Linked DNA regions of Homo sapiens: region 1 is linked to region 2. A link is a loop called in an ENCODE intact Hi-C map of the cell type or tissue named here. Cell type or tissue: PC-9. All regions are shown on one strand. Each heading gives the region's core, and the rest is flanking DNA. Links, peaks and the distances in the headings are about the cores only.

What was found. A loop is a pair of places that touch in the nucleus more often than their neighbours do. Peaks named below come from ENCODE experiments on the same cell type or tissue, not always from the same donor. Only the 100,000 strongest peaks of a DNase experiment are listed, where the experiment ranks them.
Region 1: a loop joins it to region 2, with 4 times the contacts of the local background. A loop is called at or near these places in 3 of 110 quality-filtered maps.

Annotation. Positions count from the first base shown.
Region 1 is chr2:235,022,563-235,031,769 of GRCh38, reverse strand. All of the region lies in intron 2 of SH3BP4 (SH3 domain binding protein 4), which reads right to left. Among named protein-coding and RNA genes, the nearest start is that of SH3BP4, 75 kb to the right of the region's middle. RefSeq lists an enhancer at 1-610. In PC-9, for the core only: no CTCF peak of the experiment used is centred there; DNase peaks (open chromatin) are centred at 4,109, 4,649, 5,379 and 7,529; H3K4me3 peaks cover 2,497 bases; H3K27ac peaks cover 6,112 bases.
Region 2 is chr2:235,094,813-235,104,019 of GRCh38, reverse strand. No RefSeq gene overlaps it. Among named protein-coding and RNA genes, the nearest start is that of SH3BP4, 150 kb to the right of the region's middle. In PC-9, for the core only: no CTCF peak of the experiment used is centred there; DNase peaks (open chromatin) are centred at 4,679, 5,029 and 5,549; H3K27ac peaks cover 1,507 bases.

The sequences.
Region 1 (9,207 bases), core at 517-8,516, 72 kb after region 2:
AGTGGGGCCCAGAGAGCTGCCCATAGAGGGTGAGATGCCAGTGAGTGTTCAGTGAGAAGGAGGAGGCCCAGAGGCCTGTGGAAGGCCTAAGAACAGGTGGGCACAGTGAAGACCTGGCCCTGCAAGTGTGGAGGGGCTAGAGGGATGGAGGGGCTGTGGTGGAGCCCACAGCAAAGGCGGGAGGCCAGGTAAGCTGGCGGAACGCGGTGGTGAAGGGTCAGTCTTGTCCAGGAGACCCTGGGAAGCCACTGCAGCTTTCCGATTGAGGAGGAGAACTCTGGCTGTAGAAAAGGGCAAGATGGAAGCAGCAATGTCGTTTTCTTTGAAAACTACTGACATATGGCCTCCAGCGCCCTGGGAGCAGAAGAAAGAAGTCACAGAACTGCACACGTGCTTTCTGGAGATGCACCAGTGTGTGTGTTTATTATTGATGATGGGGTATGGCCACTCCCCTGAACCAGTGATGAGACAAAAAGCTAAAGTGTTTGCAGTTCTAGAAAGAGATCTGCAGTCCTCTCCCCATAGAGGAAACCATTCAAGGAAGACGAGTCAACAACTGTGGACTCTGCCACCCTCTCCCCTTTTCAGGCCGAGAGAAGCCAAGCAGGGAAGTCCCACTCCCAGGGCCCAGAAGCCATCATGTTCCCACGGGCACCACTGAGCTCACTCACAGGCAGCCCTCCCCTCCACATAGCAGGTGGGAGACGTGTGTCCTGTGGTCCTCAATGCTCTGTAAATCCCCAGACTGACAGCTTCCTCCCCAGGGCCAGAGGGAGGCCATCCTTGAGTGTAGCTGTAACACCCATCCAGACATTCAGGGGTGAGTAACAGAGGTGCCCCCTGTCCGCACCCTTGGGGCCGTTTTTACAGTACAGAAAGAGGGCAGCCAGCCCTGGTGTGGACTGAGTGCAGAGGGCTCTCCACTCCCAAAACCTTCCTGAGCAGGTGGAGTCACACCGAGGGCTGAAAGGGAAGCTCTGCTCCTCCAGACACCACTGCATCTACAGGGGGCTGGCACGGGATGGAGAATGCAGCCAGCATCCCAGGGCTGCCCTGTGTGCTCCTCACTGGGATGTCAGCTCTGTCCTCTTTCCTACAGCAGAATCCTCTCCCCTCCCACCCCTCCTCCTCCTCCCAGCTCAGCCTGGTGTGGCCACGCTCACTGGCCACCTCTGGGTGATAACCTCTCAATCTCCCCTGGATCACCCACTTCCCCCGATGGATTCTAACGGCATCTAACAACAGACGTGGACGCTGACGGTTATGTGTCCTCCCCTTACAGCACAGGCTGCGCTCATAGCTCCACCAGGCACCATCCCACTGCGTCCTCAAGGGCCCTAGGCAGCAGGTACCAGACTTGGCTGCACTTTACAGATTCCATGAAAACGGGCTTGGAGAGATCACTAAAGCAACTTGCCCAGGGTAACGCAGCCAAGATGTGAGCCTGACAAAACACTCTCTGCTCCCAGTCTTGCTAACTATTTCTTCCCACGCCCAGAGTTGCTCAGGCCTTCGCTGCCAGTGGCTGCTGGGCCCCTGGAGCTCCTCAAGCTCCTCACCATCCACCTCTGGTGAGCCCTTGATTTTCTCAAAGCCATGCTGCTGCCCTGCTACAACACTTCTGGACAGTGCTCACCGCTTTTAAAAAAATCAGTCTGCTCTCCCCTGGCCTGAGATGAAAAGACCCCCACTACTCAGTCTCCACCTGTACCTCCAGGGTTACATATTGCCGATCTCAACCCTTCAATCAATCACTGGCCACATTCGCTGGAACTTGCTGTGTCTCCAGCTGGCCCAACACCGTCCACCTCTGCATTGTTCCTTCAACCTCACCCAAGCTTCCAGGAAGCCCATCTTCTCTCTCCTCATCTCTTAGCTCCGCTGATTCCCAGCCCTGTGAGGTCCTAGAGTGACCCATCAGTGCATGGACTGTGGAGCACAGGTAGCCCAGAGCCCACGGCCCAGAGCCTCAGATCCGACTCGCCCATCCCGAGTGCCGCACCCGTGAACTGGTCCTTGCTTTATTAGAAAAGGAGTAAAAGGCACAATGCTGTGATTGACTTTATAATGAGCTCCCGAAGGTTCATTATGCTATCTTTCCTAAAATTATGTACTTGTATGAAAATGTGCACAATAAAACATTTTTAAGATTAGAAAATATTAGGAAACATACATTAGCTACCTTCCCAGGCACGTGCCATGAGAGAGAATGGTGTGTTTGTGGGTGTGGCTATCTCCCCTTGGCTAGGAAAACTGCTAAGGAGCCACCAACTCAAATGCCCAGGCAGCCTGAGCCCCCTCAAAGCACAGGTGGACATGGCTGCATTCCCATTCTTTTAACAAGTGGTTCCTGAACCTCAGACTCAGACACCCACCTGCCCACCAAGCGCTCCCTTCAGTACCTAAGGTGCATCTTGAATTTCCTGGATCCAAAGCCAACTCTGGAGCTTGCCCCAAACCCCTGCCCCTGGCCTCACCCATCTCAGCCATGCACGGCAGCTCCATCCAGCCATCCAAGAAGCCCAGCATCCCTCTCCGTCTTCCCTGCCCCGTCCCTCTCTCATGCACTCCTGGTGGCTCCACCTGCAGAACACAACCTCTGGCTGACCTCTCCCCAGCACATCCACACCACCGTCATCTCTCGATGCAATTACAGTCATCAGCTCCTCTCCAGCAGGCCTGCCTGCGGCCTGGAGTCCACCCCTCAATTAGCAGCCGGAACATTTTGAAAAGTCAGTCAGACACCCTCCAGACTCTGTTTGAAACCCTCCAAAGGCTCCTGGGCTCTCATCAGCAGCTTCCAGTGCCCTAGAAGCCCAACATCATCAGCCCCTGTCCCATTTCCTGCTGTTCTCTGCCTTCCTCCACTTGACTCTTCTGGTCTCCATGAAGTTCCCCAGGTACCAAGCCCCTCCCACCACGGGGCCTTTGCACATGCAGTGCTCTCAGCCCAGAAGGCCCCAGCCTAGACACGAGATGCTCTCATCCCCTCACTTCATTCAGGTCTTTGCTCAAATGTCAACACAACCGGCCCTCACCCCATCCTCTTTCTCTGCCCTTTACCACCGCTAGACACACCATGCACAGACTTGTCCCTGGCCCAATTTCTCCATGAGAATCTGAGCATTCCCAGGACATAAGACCATCTGTTTGTCTTTTTCTGCTCCTGTCATGTGCATGGTTGGCTCTCAAACCCGAATGAATGAACGAATTCGGTTTCAACAAAGATGACTGTTTCAGAGGTAACTCGGTAGGTATCTCTGGGATAATCTTTAAGGGAGCCAAATGGCTGATGTGATAGGATTATACTCAGGAGACTGAATTTAGGAATTCTACTCTGTTCCTGAAACCTAAGCCACACATTCTCAAAACACCAACAGGTTCCCTTGGTGGGCACCTCGGGTTTACCTGGACAGCCCAACAAGCTTGACCACCGTCTACTCAGCAGGTCCCAGTGGTCACTTCTCCAGGACAGCCTGCAGTTGCAGGGCCCACCCTGGGCAGGACAGCCACCACTGGATCTCAAGACCCCCTAGAAGAGCAGGCTCCATCTCACCTCTTCACCTCCCAGCCGGGGTCAGGTCTAGGAAGACAGGAAGGCGCATTTGAGCTCATAACTGATAAGTTTTTCCTTTTTCTGTGCAAAGGCTGATTCATCCAGAGACAAAAGAGGCTGCTCTTGGCTCCTCCCCAGGAACCAAGAGGGCAGCGTCTGAACAGACAACATCACTGCATACAGAAGGAATCACTGACAGATTCCGGCGGCAAACTCAAGAAGCCGCACACACCCCCTCCGCTACGGCTGCTGTCACGCCACGCATAGACTCCAGATCACAGAATATTCTCCCTGTGGCCTCTGCCAATGATCTACCCCAAGGAACAATTAGAGAACAAACCAATCCAGAAAAACCAACCTAACGAGAGCATGTCTGGGGCGGAGAAGGTCTTAGGGAAACCTCAGGCTGAGCGCACAGACTGTTCACGTTCTCCTCCGTTCTCCTGCGGCCACGAACCTGAACGCTGCAGAAGGAAAGCAGCTGGCCTGGAGGGGATCGAGGCATAAATGCTGCCCTTGCTCCTCCCCTGCCAATTCCCTGTGTGCCCTGTTTAGAATGACTCATTCTCCATGTTTGATGATAATTTCTGGAGTATCATGTTGATTTCATCAGATTTCCTCCGGGTTAGAAAACAAAAAGCGGGAGATTCCACCTGCTCTCTGTAATTTCTGTCACCAGCTCTGTCGATGGAAACTCATCACATCTGCTCATCTCCCTCCGCGAGCAAGAGTGCATTCCGGAGGACCCTAAAACCCACAGACATTCCGCCCCAGCAGGTCGGTCCTCCTGTTACTGACGGCCTGACACCCAGCACCCCGAGCTTTGGACCCCGTTGCTATAGTGGAGAAGCCTTCGGGGCCTGGGGTGGGTGGGAGGGACTCCTGGCTTTCACAGAGTCACTTGATGGGACCACGAGGAGACCACGGGGTTAACACCCCAGCCTCCTCTCTCACTCCAAAGGCAAAATCACGGAAATCTGCCTCCTAGTCCTGATCCGACTGGTCTGGGCAACAGCCCAAGTAGAGTCAACACCCGACTGGTGTCCCTCCCAGGATGCTTCTGGGCGTGGCTTGGCAGGGAATGCAAGGCTACGACTCAGGGCGAGGACCAGCCCAGGTGCAGTGAAATCCAAACCTTTCCCGCCACCTTAGCAGATGCCCCGCCTGTTACAGAAGCCTGATCAGCAGAACCTTTCCTAATGCTCCTGGAGCACTGTCTATCGTCATATCACCCTGAACGTGCCTGATCTCGCCTAATGCACCCAGGGCACAGGAGGAACATGCTGCCTGGGGCTCGGGCGGGCTGCCTCTTCCTGGGGGAGAAAACAGCAAGGCCCATCGGAAGGCATGGGCAGCCACCGACAGGCACGCCAGCCGATCAGACTCACTCACAGTGCCCCTCTGGGTGCATTTCCCTAAACAACTGAGTTCAATTTAGGAGGTAGCAGCGGTTATTCAGAGCCAAGACCACGCCACAGGGTGAAAAAATGAGGAACGAGGGCAGGACCACACGTTCCAGTCTGAGTTTGAGAAAGGTGGGCATATCCTGGGTGCCACATCTACCTGGGACTACGCACAGAGGTCACCTTAGTGAACATCTACGGAGTGCCAGGCTCTAGCAACGAGGCTCTGTGCTCAAAACTAGGGACAGAAATAAATGGAAGAGAGTTGGTTTTGAGGGAACCCGTATTGGAGACAAATCAACAAAAGAATGGAAGACCTGGAGGGGAAGGAGCGCTAAGGTTCTCTGTGCCAGACACCGGGTTATAACTTGCACACATTCAAGGCTTAACTGTGGGTGCCAAGCTGGTGACTCAGACTCCAGAGATGCGGGGAAAACAAGGGCCATGAGTCGTCACTAGGTGTTCCTTGCTTGCTCAGTTTTTATTGTAAAAAGTGAGATGGCTAGCGCGGCTGGAGTCATGATTCCAGATGTTTTCACTGGCCAGACTGAGAACATCTGAGGCTGGGGATCCCCCGACAGGTCAGGAAGAGGAGGGGAGGGCGTGTGAATCCCTCTTCAAGGCCTGAGCTTCTTACCTGGCCTCCTCCCTTTCCTGCCTCCCCTCTCCTCTGCTTCCTCTATTCCTGGCCCCATCCCTCCCCCATCCCCTCTGTAGGGTTGTTCTCAGCACACTGCACAGATCCCAGAATCTCCTTGCATTCAAAGCAACCATTACTTCAGACTCTTCAGAGGCCCCCACAGTCTGTGGGAGACATTCTAAGCTTTCCAGATTCTTCACACCTTCCTCCGTACATCCCATGCACTCACCAAACACAGCTACTGTTTCTTCCAAAACATCTCCAGACCTTGTGCCTTTCTTCCCACCCACTTTCTTGAAGACCCAACAGGGCTCCCCATTTCTATAACATCAAAACCTACCGATTGGAGAATGACCCCCTGAAACAGTGCCTTTGCCTTTGCAAATGGAAGTCCACCTCTTTTCCTAGCTCTCCTGGACACCCGTCATCATCTCTAGGCATTTACTGCTTTTATCCCAGGCATCGCACTGTTCATCGTGCTTGTTATTTTTTCTTAGTTCCCTAACTACACTCGTTTCCTTGAAAGCTGGTGACTTGGCTGCTCTGTCTTTATAATTTTCCAGCATTGAGCGCAGTGCCCAGCCCAAGCTTGGATTGTCTCCCACAGACTGCGGGGGCCTCCGAAGCTTGGTGCTTGGTGCCATCTGTGGCACGGATGACTGTTGCGCTCAGACATTAATTCAGCATCACGTGCATTCAGGACCAGTAAATACACAAGGGAAAGCAGGACCCGGACCTTCCCTCGGCTGCTTATCATTAAGCTGGAAAGACACACACATGAAACCAATGCCACAGGAGAGGGGTGGGGGCCCCCACCATGTCTTCTGGGTGTGGATGGGACTGGAAGTCCGCAGACACCTTGGCTCGCTTCCCTAGTGCGCTCCTGGGTCAAAGCTCTTCACCTACATCTTCCTTCCCCGCCCTCACCCTGCCGCTGAGAATCATGAAGAGCTCACAGACACACCAGTGTGTACCTGTCAAGTGCTCATCAAGCCTGGGGTTTAGGCAGACATTTGTGGCAATGGGCTGCTGTCAGCCCCCTTGAATCACATGGGAAGGCTGGCCCGCCCGTGTCAGATGGCTGACAGCAAACAGGCTGTGAAGCAGGACCCTGTGATCAGCCCAGACCAGAAATACTTCCAAGCTCTGGTCCCCAGCCAGTGACCAGAAATAAAAAGTGCAACTATCTCTGAAGACGTTTTAAGAGCAGCAAGCAGAGAGGCCCATTCATTTGACTGGGGCTGGCCAGAGGGTTGTACTCAGACTCCCGGCTCCCACCTGCCACTTAAGACCGCAAAGCTTCGGCACTGGAAGGATTTGTGCCCTCCAAACACTACTCACTGACTTACCATCTTCTTTAAAAAAAAATCAACTGTTATTAATACTTCTTTATCAATCAACCCGCTTTTTACAACTTGATAGATCTTTTCTAGTACACATTAACTCAAAGGAATGTTTTAAAGTGCATCTTAGGTGCCATTCTGAAAACCGCAGAGCTAGCCAGCCCCACACATACATCTTACAGATGAGAAAACTGAGGCCTCACTTTTATTGAAAGGGGCTTTCCCTGATGAAAATGCTGGATCTGAAGAGGCTGGAGAGGGGGAGGCGGCTTCTAGGGTTTAATACTGTTCCTGATTCTACCAACAGTTCTCATTAGTGACACACACATGCCATGTCTGAGGCTCAAGGAATTTCATACTGTGAGGACGTGAGTGGAGCCCTGAAGCCAAAGCAGCCATGAGGATGCCACAGTCGTTGCAAAAAGCCACAAGCAGAAAGCAAAGCCCACCCAGTGGATCTGCTGAAAAAGCGCCAACACACCCCAGGATGCCTGACCTGCCAACCCCATGCATGCAAACTGTGGATGGGCCCTCAGGGCGTCGCTTAGGAGAGATGACTTTGCAAGGTGTCACTCGTTAGTTTATTGTTTTAGCCTCTGCCTCTCAGCCAGACCTTCAGCCACAAAGAAAGGGAGCAACTGCAGTTTTAACCACCAGTTTATCAAGAATCTGGCCTCTAAGCAATGAGTACAATTTGTGAATGAATGAATGAATTTCCTTACTGAAGAGCTCACATGTCCATCAATTACTAATCGAGATATCTAGAGCAAAAAAGCAATGAAAAATCCATCCTTGACCAATATTTATTAAGAAAATGAGAGGGGACAGAATTCCTGTCCCTCCTCCCCTCCCACTGTCCCTCAATATACCCGTCTTTAGGAAATCAAAGACGTAGATAAAGTGCTTGGTGACATGGAGATGGGAGCAACCTAGTTCCTCACACAGAGCTTGAGGGCACCGAATCTCCAGAAACAGCTGTGCAGCCATTACAATTCTTCTTAGGCTATTTAATAGAATGGAAAATCCATACAACATAATATTTAAAAATTTAAATCCACAGATTGTATAATAAAATCTTCTACTTTGTTTTCAAAAAAATACCTTTTATAGAAAAAGAAGAGTAAATTCCACACTGAATGCTAACTTTATCTCTAGGTAGCAAGTGTATGGAGAGCTCTTTTCCTCTTCAAAATTTTCTTAATTTTCCTAAGATTTTTCTACAATCAAAAACGCTTTTTATAAAATGAATTTCCATTCTTCTCACCCCCCACCCCACCGCCCGAGATGGAGTCTCACTGTGTCACCCAGGCTGGAGTGCAGTGATGCGATCTCGGCTCACTGCAACCCCCACCACCCGGGTTCAGGCAATTTCCTGCCTCAGCCTCCCAAGTAGCTGGGATTACAGGTCTCCACCACCATGTCCAGTTATTTTTTTGTATTTTAAATACAGACAGGGTTTCACTATGTTGGCCAGGCTGGTCTTGAACTCCTGACCTCAGGTGATCCACCCGCCTCAGCCTCTCAAAGTGCTGAGAGTATAGGTGTGAGCCACCGTGCCCAGCCTGAATTCCCATTATTATTCTGAAATATGAGGCCTTGATTCCAGCAGGTCTTTGCAACTTTGTAAGGCCATGCTACGAGCAAGTGAAAAGGAGGCCAGCTGAGCTGATTCTGGACGCTCTCAGATACTTGACTGAGCACCTCTAATTGTGTACTAATCCTGGTGGATCTAACTCCAGGATTCCCAACTCCAGCTCTGTGATTTGGGGAAAGTCATTTTGCCGTTACATGAAAATAAAGGTACACCTATTTCTCCTGGCCTTATTACTCCACTAAGTAGGAGACATGGGCTACTGGCTAGAAAGATGTGAGGAGGGACAAGGTCAAGGAGTGGGGCCCAACCAGACCCATCAGGCCCCAACTGCAACTCTGCAGAGGGAGCACCACCCTGACCCTGCTCCTCCCAGCAAGACTGCCACATTTTTGCTAGTGTAAGTGGCACAGCAGTGATCATCTTTGTATCTAATCATACTCCATATTTTGGGTTATTTTCTTAGGACTGCTTTCAAGTAGAGTAGGAAGGGTTGCCAAAAGCAGTCCTGGAAGACTGTGACAATCCATCCTCTCAACAGCGGCGGGTGTCCAGTTCTCACCCCTAACTAGCAGGTCAAGAAAAGCCTTGCTTATCTGACAACGAGGGGATGGGCCGTCAATGTCTCGATTCACCCGCTTTCAACATTTCAATCCACCCTCCTTTGACCATTA
Region 2 (9,207 bases), core at 672-8,671:
TCACCTTCGCCTTCCGCCATGATTGTAAGTTTCCTGAGGCCTCCCCAGAAGCAGAAGCCTGTACAGCCTGCAGAACGATGAGCCAATTAAAACTCTTTTATATAAATTACCCAGTGGCAAGTATGTCTTTATAGCAATGTGAGAACAGACTGATACAGACAGGGACTCAAACTTTGTTTTTAAATCATCTAGCAAATTTATTGAAAATGCAAATTCCCGGGCTTCATTAGGACCCCTGAGAATTCCGATGCAGGTGGTCTATGGAGCACCCCTTTAGAAATGTTGCTTGGAAGAAGATTTCACCCCGTATTTCCAACTAGCTGTGGGACTAGACAAAGTCTTAATGTCCTAATATCTCTGGAGGCCGGTTGACTTAGCAGAAATACTGGGGTTAAAATACCTGCTTGTACACGGGGAAAGGGACTCTAGCTGCAAAGTACAGGGCCTCAGAACCAGGAGCGCATGAGTACTTGGCTGTTACTCTCACATTTCATTTATACCAATGTGTGCTGTTTGGGAGGACTGGGCACCCAAGACATGAATCATTCATAGGATGTTAAAGAAAGAAAAAATTAGCAAGAGACTAAAAAGTCCAGTGGTACAAATAGCAGACAGTGGTTCGTGGAAGACAAATGTCTTTGGAAAAGCATTTTAAGAAAGAAGGAGAGGGAGAAAGAAAAGCAAGTGCATTTGATTCCGATAATCCAAGTAAAGAAATCGAAGGAGCTACAGATTTGCTCTGGGCAGGAGCACATTTGTCCCTGGGGTTGGCAGGTCAGTGGTGTGCCCTCCCCAGCTGCTGCCCGCACTCAGAACCCAGCCGCAGCCCGGGAAGCCACGTGCACAGGCTGCTTCCTTGGAAATGAGTTTTCCTGGTGTATAATCTTCCTTTTCCATCCGTAACTGTTGGCATCATCCACATCCCCTTCCCTTAAATAGAAACACTTATGAGCAAAGCCCAAACTTCAGCGTATATTGGCTTAAACGTTATCCTCCGTCGCCAAGGGCCAAAGCAGCAGCTGAAACTGGGGCCCATATTGTGTGGCTGTTTAAAGTCACTGGAAGTGCCTTGATGAGATCTTTGCCTCCCTGTGTGCCAGTCCAGTGTAAAACAAAGTTGAAAAAAATAGAAAACAGTTCCAAGAGAGAGCACTGGCTTGAGGCAATTCTCTGGTACAATAACATCCTATTGAGAGGAAGGGCTCCTAAAAACTTCCAGATGAAGCATCCCGTTCCTGGCTAGAGGACTCAGCCCGTAGCATCCTCCAGGAAACGTGAATTCAGGCAGCAACGTCCCTGAGAACAGAATGTGTGCCACTGCTCCCAGTCCGAGCAGACTGCCTTGCTAACGGGGGCTTCAACTCCCTTGAATGATGCTGGCATTTCTTTGTTGGACCCTCAGTCTCTTTCATCGAGAGAGGGGGGAGGCAGAGTAGGAGGACGTTTAGAAGCTATTTCCCAGACTCCAGTAGCTGCAGAAATCAGAATTTACAAAGCCAGGGAGCAGTTTCTTCTGCTTGCTGATAGCTCCTGCCCTGTGTCTTTTGTTGGCATTCCTCTTTAGGGTAGATGGGTGTTTCTTGGTCTGGGAACTAAGCGCCTTCAGACAAAAGTGGTACCTTTGGCCCCATCAATTGCATTTGTAGATGGAGGGCCTCGGTTAAAGACGTGTTTTCAGGATATGGTGTTCTGCAGTGAGAGAGCAAAAGTTTTTCCTGAGGTTGAAAAATGATGACCAGCTGGAGCTGGGAGGCCTCCAAACCTCCTTGGCCCTATGGTCCCCAAGTTCTCTTTCCCACGGAGCCTGTGCATGTGAGCCTCCACTTAAAAAGAGCCTCCACTTACCAGCCCAAATGCCCATCAACCAACAAGTGAATAAAGAAATTGTGGTATATATATATTATGTATATATAATATCCCAGCTCCAGCGGGTCATCATTTTCCAACCTCAGGAAAAACTTTTGCTCTCTCACTGCAGAGCACCATATCCTGAAAACACATCTTTAACTGAGGCCCTTCATCTACAAATGCAATTGATGGGGCCAAAGGTACCACTTTTGTCTGAAGGCACTTAGTTCCCAGACCAAGAAACACCCACCTACCCTAAAGAGGAATGTGACCAAAAGACACAGGGCAGGAGCTACCAGCGAGCAGAAGAAACTGCTCTCTGGCTTTGTAAATTATATATATATAACAGAATACTACTCAGTTATAAAAAGGAATAAAATAATGGCATTTGAAGTTACCTGGATGGATTTGGAGACTATTATTCTAAGTGAAGTAACTCAGGAATGGAAAACCAAACATTGTATGTTCACACTCACAAGTGGGAGCTAAGCTATGAGGATGCAAAGGCATAAGAATGACACAACGGACTTTGGGGACTTGGGGGAAAGGGTCGGGGGAGTGAGGGAGTACAGTATACACTGCTTGGGTGATGGGCACACCAAAATCTCCGAAATCACTGCTATAGAACTTATTCATGTAACCAAACATCACCTGTTCCCCTAAAACCTATAGAAATTTAAAAACAAATAGGAAAGGAAAAAAAGAGCCTCCATTTAAAATGTGTTCTTATTCTGAAATAATTACTTCTCCATTTTTAATTCCTCAGCTGCATGGCTGAAGATCATTATATTATAACTGGTGTTAGAGAGTTGATATGATTCCATCCAAAAACAACAAAAAAGTCACATTTAAAATGTTGAAACTGGGCTGTCTTTATTTGTATAACGAGACTTCCTTCTTGATCTTGCTTCTTTCCTTCCTTCCCTCCTCACTCCCTTCCTTCCCTCCCCACTCCCTTCCTTCCTTCATCTCTTTCTCTCTCTCTCTCTCTGTTTATTTTTGTGAGACAAGGCCTTGCTCTGTCGTCCAGGGTAGAGTGCAGTGGCATGATCATAACTCATTGCAACCCCGAACTCCTGGGTGCAAAGCAATCCTCCCACCTTGGCCTCCTGAGTAGCTGGGACTACTGGTAAGCCAACATGCCTAGCTAATTTTTTTTTCTTTTTTGTAGAGATGGGATCGCCCTATGTTGTCCAGACTGGTCTTGAATTCCTGACCTAAAGCCTTCCTCCCACCTTGGCCTCCCAAAATGCCAGAATTACAGGTGTGAGGCACCACACCCAGCCTGCATTACTTTCTTGACGGGCCTTCTAGAGGTCCAAATCTCCAGGGTGAAAATCACTGACTGTCTCATACAAATGAGAGAAAGGTGGCTCAGAGGGGCAGAGTGACTTTCTCTGAGCTGCACAGCAAGCTGGAGGCACTGATTATAGCATGCCTTGGCCTAAGCTTGTGCTGTCCCTGTCCTGGATGTCGTCACCCCAGGGGTCTGTGTGGCCCCTACCTGCCTACATTCAGATCTTGCCGCACATTTCATCTCCTCAAAGAGGACTTCATGGACCATCTGCTATAGAATATGAGCTCCACAGGGCAGGTGATTTTGTGTAGTATGTTCGTTGCTGCATCTCCAGCACCTAAAGAGTAGGTGACAGCAGTGTAGGTCCTTAAAAAATGTGTGCTGAATGAACGAACGATCCTATACAGAAGACAGGAAGGTATTATTACCTCCATTTTATACACCAGAAAGGGGAGACACAAAGAGGTTAGGGAACTTTTCCCAGACCACTAACTTGTGATGTGCCAGGGCCCCTTGGTGGATACACAGGTGCATAAAGGTGCACACACCTACACAAGAAAAAGAACCCTGCAAAGCTGTCGGCTTAGCTGGAGTAAGTGAGAATGGAGGGATAAAAGACAAGGTGGAGACGCTGACAAGACCACATAATTTGGCCTTTTAAAAAATAAACCAAGGAGGCTGACTACTGCAAGGGTTTACACGGGAAAATGAACGTTAATATTCATCGCTTTTGTAATTGAAAGAGACAAACTTGGAAATTATTGGCATCGTGTTTTGAAACTAACAGGAAACTTAAGGAGCAATTTTGCTGCATCTCCTCATTGAACAGGGCCTAACACTAACATGCTTAGCAATGAAGTGACTTGTCTCCGTTAGCCTGGCACGGCCATGTTCTTTGACCCCCAGCACAGTGCTAGTTCTTTTAAATGATGCATTCAGGGTTCTCAAGTTTTTAACCCAATACCAGCAATCCTTTATTCTATGACAGATGCATAAAATTCTTTTTAAAACTCTTACTGAGGTCAGCTATACTGATTTCTATTCTGATATGATCTGCATTCGTTTTCTATGCTTGTATAACAAATTGGCACAAACTCAGTGGCTTAAAGCAACATAAATTTATTTATGTCTTTATTTTACTACATGAGAATATACAGCAACGGCACAAATGTATTATCTCACAGTTTCTGTAAGTCAGGAGTCTCCAGACAGGTTAACTGGGTCCTCTGTCCAGGGGGTCACCAGACTGAACTCAAGGTGTCACTGTAGGGGCTGTGGTTCTTTTGTAAGCCTCTGGGTCCTCAAAGCTCATGTAGTTGTTGGCAGAATCCAGTACCACGAGGCTGCAGCACTGAAGTCCCTGTTTTCTTGCTGGCTGTCAACTGGGGGTCACTCTCAACTCCTAGAGCGTTCCTGAAGTCCCAGCCAAATGGCCCTTTTAGGACATGGTAGCTCACTGCACAGCTGTTTGGTTGGTCTTCAAGGCCAACTGGCTGGTCTTGGAGTCTTATATGACAAAACATAATCACAGGAATGACTAACCTTTGTTGTATAACAAAGCCTAGCCTAAGGAGTGTCTGTTCCTCAATTCCGAGGTGAAATGCAGGGGGATTGCACACGATATGTGCGCCTGGGGGCAGACATCTCCTGGGCCACCTTAGAATTCTGCCTCCCACACCATTCATTTTCATTGGAATTCCAGCATCTCACTGGAATTCTTTTTAGTTCACTTCTTACATGATTTCTGAGAAAAACTTCACACAAATTTTGTTGTGCACACAAGTTGACCTTTAAATATTTCACCACTACTTCATATTTCATTCGGACATTATACAGATTCCTCTTTGAACCTGGCTTTACTGAGTATATTTACTCTCCACCAGAAATGGTATGCTTGGAATGTGATTTCATTTTATATCATCCACATCCCTAACTGCCAAAACACTGGCAGAGTTCACTCTTGAGGTTGCCCAAAGCTCTTATTTCCCAAAACCATCTTCCACCACATGTGCTAGTGACACGGTGCCTGCAACTTCGAGACTCTTCCTCCTTGCTTTTCAGCCCTGTCCTCCCTGGGCTGACCGTCTGCCTCCTTCAATAGTGGATGCCCCGAAAGGGAAGGAAGATGGGTTTAGAATCAAAGAGCTTCCAGAAACCCCGCTTTCCACTTTGATATTTTGAAAAGAATACAAAGTTCGTTTGGTTCTGGAGCTCTCGATTAATGAAAAATCACCAGGAGGCACAACTGTGGGACTAAATCAACAAATCCCAAATCTAGGAAGCAGATGCTTCGAGGACCTATTTATTTATTCAGCATGTACCTGCGTGGCATTTGTGACTCAGCTCCATAAATGCTCTTACAAGAAGGAAAATCCTCCTCTGAGGGTTTTTTGTACAAAAGAAGGGAAGAAGAGGCTCCTTTCCTGTTCCTGGTTTCTTAGCTTTCCTTTGATGCTTAATACCTGGCTCTGAATCTCACAGTTTTCTCTCTGCTCAAGTTACTGTCATCTGACCTCTAGCGGGTCACCCACTTGTTACAGCAAATCTCCCAGACAATAACTCAGGTTATAAATTACCACAATCTGCTAATGTTTGCATTTACTATTGTGTTTGTCTCTAAGAGGAAACAGTATTGCTCTATTTTAAAAAATGGCTTTGCACTAAGAGGTTGTTCTACCGTGTTCATCTCCAGTTGAATTATTTTTATCAGAGTAATAAATGATTTTAGAAAGCTTAAGGGATTGTGAGTAATTGTTATCAATCTAGAAGAGTATGGTTTCTGCTTTCATAGATCTAGATTTATAATAAAATAAAACTCTGACTCTAAGAATGTTTGGGGAGTTGATTCTTTGGTTAATTTAATTTATGGTTACATAAAAGCCAATCTAAATGTTTGTTTCAGTTACTGTTGTTGAAAGTCCGTCTAAAATGTGATGGTTGAAAAAAATATATAGAGATGCCTTTATTGAAAAAAAAATCTGGCTAATTCTATTTCTCTAATAAGTGTATGGAACTGAGTATAAGGTGCTTTAAAGACTTTTGTGGTAGACAGAGAATACATTTGGGGATATCTGTTCCGCTCAAAATGACCTCCCTAAGCTGTTGCTCTCTGGAGAGCTCTGACCATGTGTGTGTAAAATAATCCTGTCTTCTGGCCACAGTGGAGATGGCACCTGGCCCCAAGAGAGCCAGTCAGAACCTTTTATCTGGGAATTTGAGACTAGGACTAATAATAAAAGGGCAGTTTCTTCCAGTGGCTGAAATGATAACATGTGAACTTCAGAGCTCGGGACAGCCATTTTCTCGACAGCAGTTGGACTAAGGGATAGAGATGGCTGTCCTGTCAAGGAACTGGATTGAAATCAAATAGAAAGCCAGCATGTTCTCCCTAGGTGCCCACTGGCCTCCCGTGCCCGGCACTGGCCTTTCCTGAGGTCCAGTTGCATTTCTGCCATTAGCTTCAATGGTTCCTCTCTGTGATCTTATAGGAAACTCCCCATTTCTGCTTAAGCTGGCTGGTGTTACTTGCATCCCAAAGAAATTCACGCTTGTAGTTCCTGAAGCCATCATGCCGACCACTGGTCCTCTGGTCTGGCTCTGGTGTGGTCCTCCTTCCCTGTCCTCTGTGGTGTCCTTGTACAGCCCATCTCCCATCATCCAGGCATGAAACTTGGATGCTACTTTCCATGTCTCCCTCTGCCCTGCAGCCAAGCAGACGCCAGGACCTGTGCATCCCTCCCTGCTCAGCCTCTCCATATGCCAACTTAAAAAAACAACAATACCTTTTTAGTTTGGATGCTTGCACATTCATATGCAGTTGTAAGAAATACTGCAGAGAGATCTCATATAACTTTCGTCCAACTTCCCCAAGGGTAGCATAACTATAGTATAAGGCAATATCACACCACCAGAAAAATGACGCTGATACACAGAGAGACACGGGGAAGACAGCCCTGTGAAGGCAGAGGCAGAGATTGGAGGGGTGCTGCCATCAGTCAGGGAACCCAGAGCTTCCAGAAGCTTAAAAAGTCTGGGCTTCTTCCCTAGAGCTTTCGGAAGGAGCCAGCCCTGCCGACACCTTTATTTCAGACTTTTGCCTCAAAACACCACAATAGAATAAACTTTTGCTGTTTTAAGCCACCCAGTTGGGATAATTCTTTACAGTAGCCTTGGCAAACTAATACTAACCTTTTCCAGATTTCATTCATTGTGAAATGCGTTTGCGTGTGTGTGTGTGTTTAGTCAGATGTAAATTTATCACATATGTAGATACATGTGAGCACCCCTATAGTCAAGATACAGAAAAATTTCATTTCAATGATCCCTTGTGCTACCTTGGAAGATAGTCTCTGACAATCAGTAATCTGTACTCCACTTCTGTGATTTCCTCCCTTCAAGAGTGCCATAGAAATGAAATGAGACAATGTGTGACCTTTCAGGGTTGGCTTTCCCCACTCAGCATAATTCCCTTGAGATCCTTCCAAGTGGTTTGTTGTATGCATTAATAGTTTGAGTTTTTTTAATTGCTGAGTAGTACGCCATGGTATGGATGCACCACAGATTTTTTGTTTGTTTTTGAGACAGGGCATTACTCTGTCACCCAGGCTGAAGTGCGGTGGGGCGACCTTGGCTTATTGCAACCTCTATCTCCTGGGCTCAAGCCATCCTCCCACCTCAGCCTCCTGAGTAGCTGGGACCACAGGCATGTGCCACCACGCCTGGCTAATTTCTGTATTTTCTGTAGAGACAGGGTTTTGCCATGTTGCCCAGGCTGGTCTTGAACTCCTGAGCTCAAGTGATCCTGGCTTCAAGTGATCTTCCCATCTCGGCCTCCCAAAGTGCTGGGATTACCAGTGTGAGCCACTATGCCCGGCCTTACCACAGTTTTTTAACCATACACCCATGATGGATTACTTTGACTGTTTCCAGTTTTTGGCTATCACAAACAAGTCTATAATGAACACTGATGAACAAGTTTTTGTGTGAATAAAAGTTCTCATTTCTTAGGGTTAAATACCCAAGGGTACAACTGCTGGGCCATATGGCAAGTTCATGCTTGGTTTTGTAAGAAATGACTCATCCTCTTTTCCAGAGGATCTGTACCATTTCACATTCCCACCAGTCACATATGAGTGACCCAGCTTCTTCTCATCCTTGTCAACATTTGGCATGGTCGTTATTTTTATGTTAGCTACTCTGGCAGGTGTGTCTCCCATCCTATTCTGGTTTTATTTTACATTTTTCTGGCTGATCATGTTGTTCAGCCTTTCATGCGCTTATTTGCCATCTGCATATCATCACTGTAAGAGTTCTTCATGTATTCTAGAGGCAAGTCCTTTGTCAGATACGTGCTTTGCAAATATTCTTTCCCAGTCTACAGCTTGTTTCTTCAGTCTCTTAATGTGGTCTGTCAGAGAGCAAACATCTTTAACTATCACGAGGCCCAATTGATCAATTTCCTCTATTGTGGATGGTGATTTGGTGTCAAGTCAAAGAACTCTGACTAGCCCCGGATTTCAAAGATTCTCTCCTTGGGTTTTTTTCAAAAGTTTATAGTTCTATGTTTTATGTTTAAGTCCATGATCCATTCTGAGATAATTGTATATGGTGTGAGGTTTAGGTCAAGGTTCATTTTTGTTTGTTTGTTTTTGGACGATGGATGTCCATAGACAGTAGGCGTGTGCTAATTTTAAATAATTGATTCCTGTCAGTTGGTAATTGTATTTTTATTTTGTTTTTGTATTTTGCTCCCACAGGAGTCCCATGCTAAAGAGTGAGGGGAGAAGAAGGGAAAAAAGAGGAGATTGGCAAATCAAGGTTAAGGCATTCTTGAATCAAATACAAATAACACAACACAACATTCAAACCTTAGTTCCCACCTTGCCCTACCTACAGCGCTATGAGGATAAAGTGAAGGCGTGAGTGAGAAACTGCTTACAACCATGAAACCCATAAAGCAGACTTGGGTCATGGTTTGGATGTAAGTCCTGTCCCATGTGTGGCCAGTGTTAGAATGAAATCCCGCTGGGTAATTTACAATCACTTGTATTTATAAAGCATAT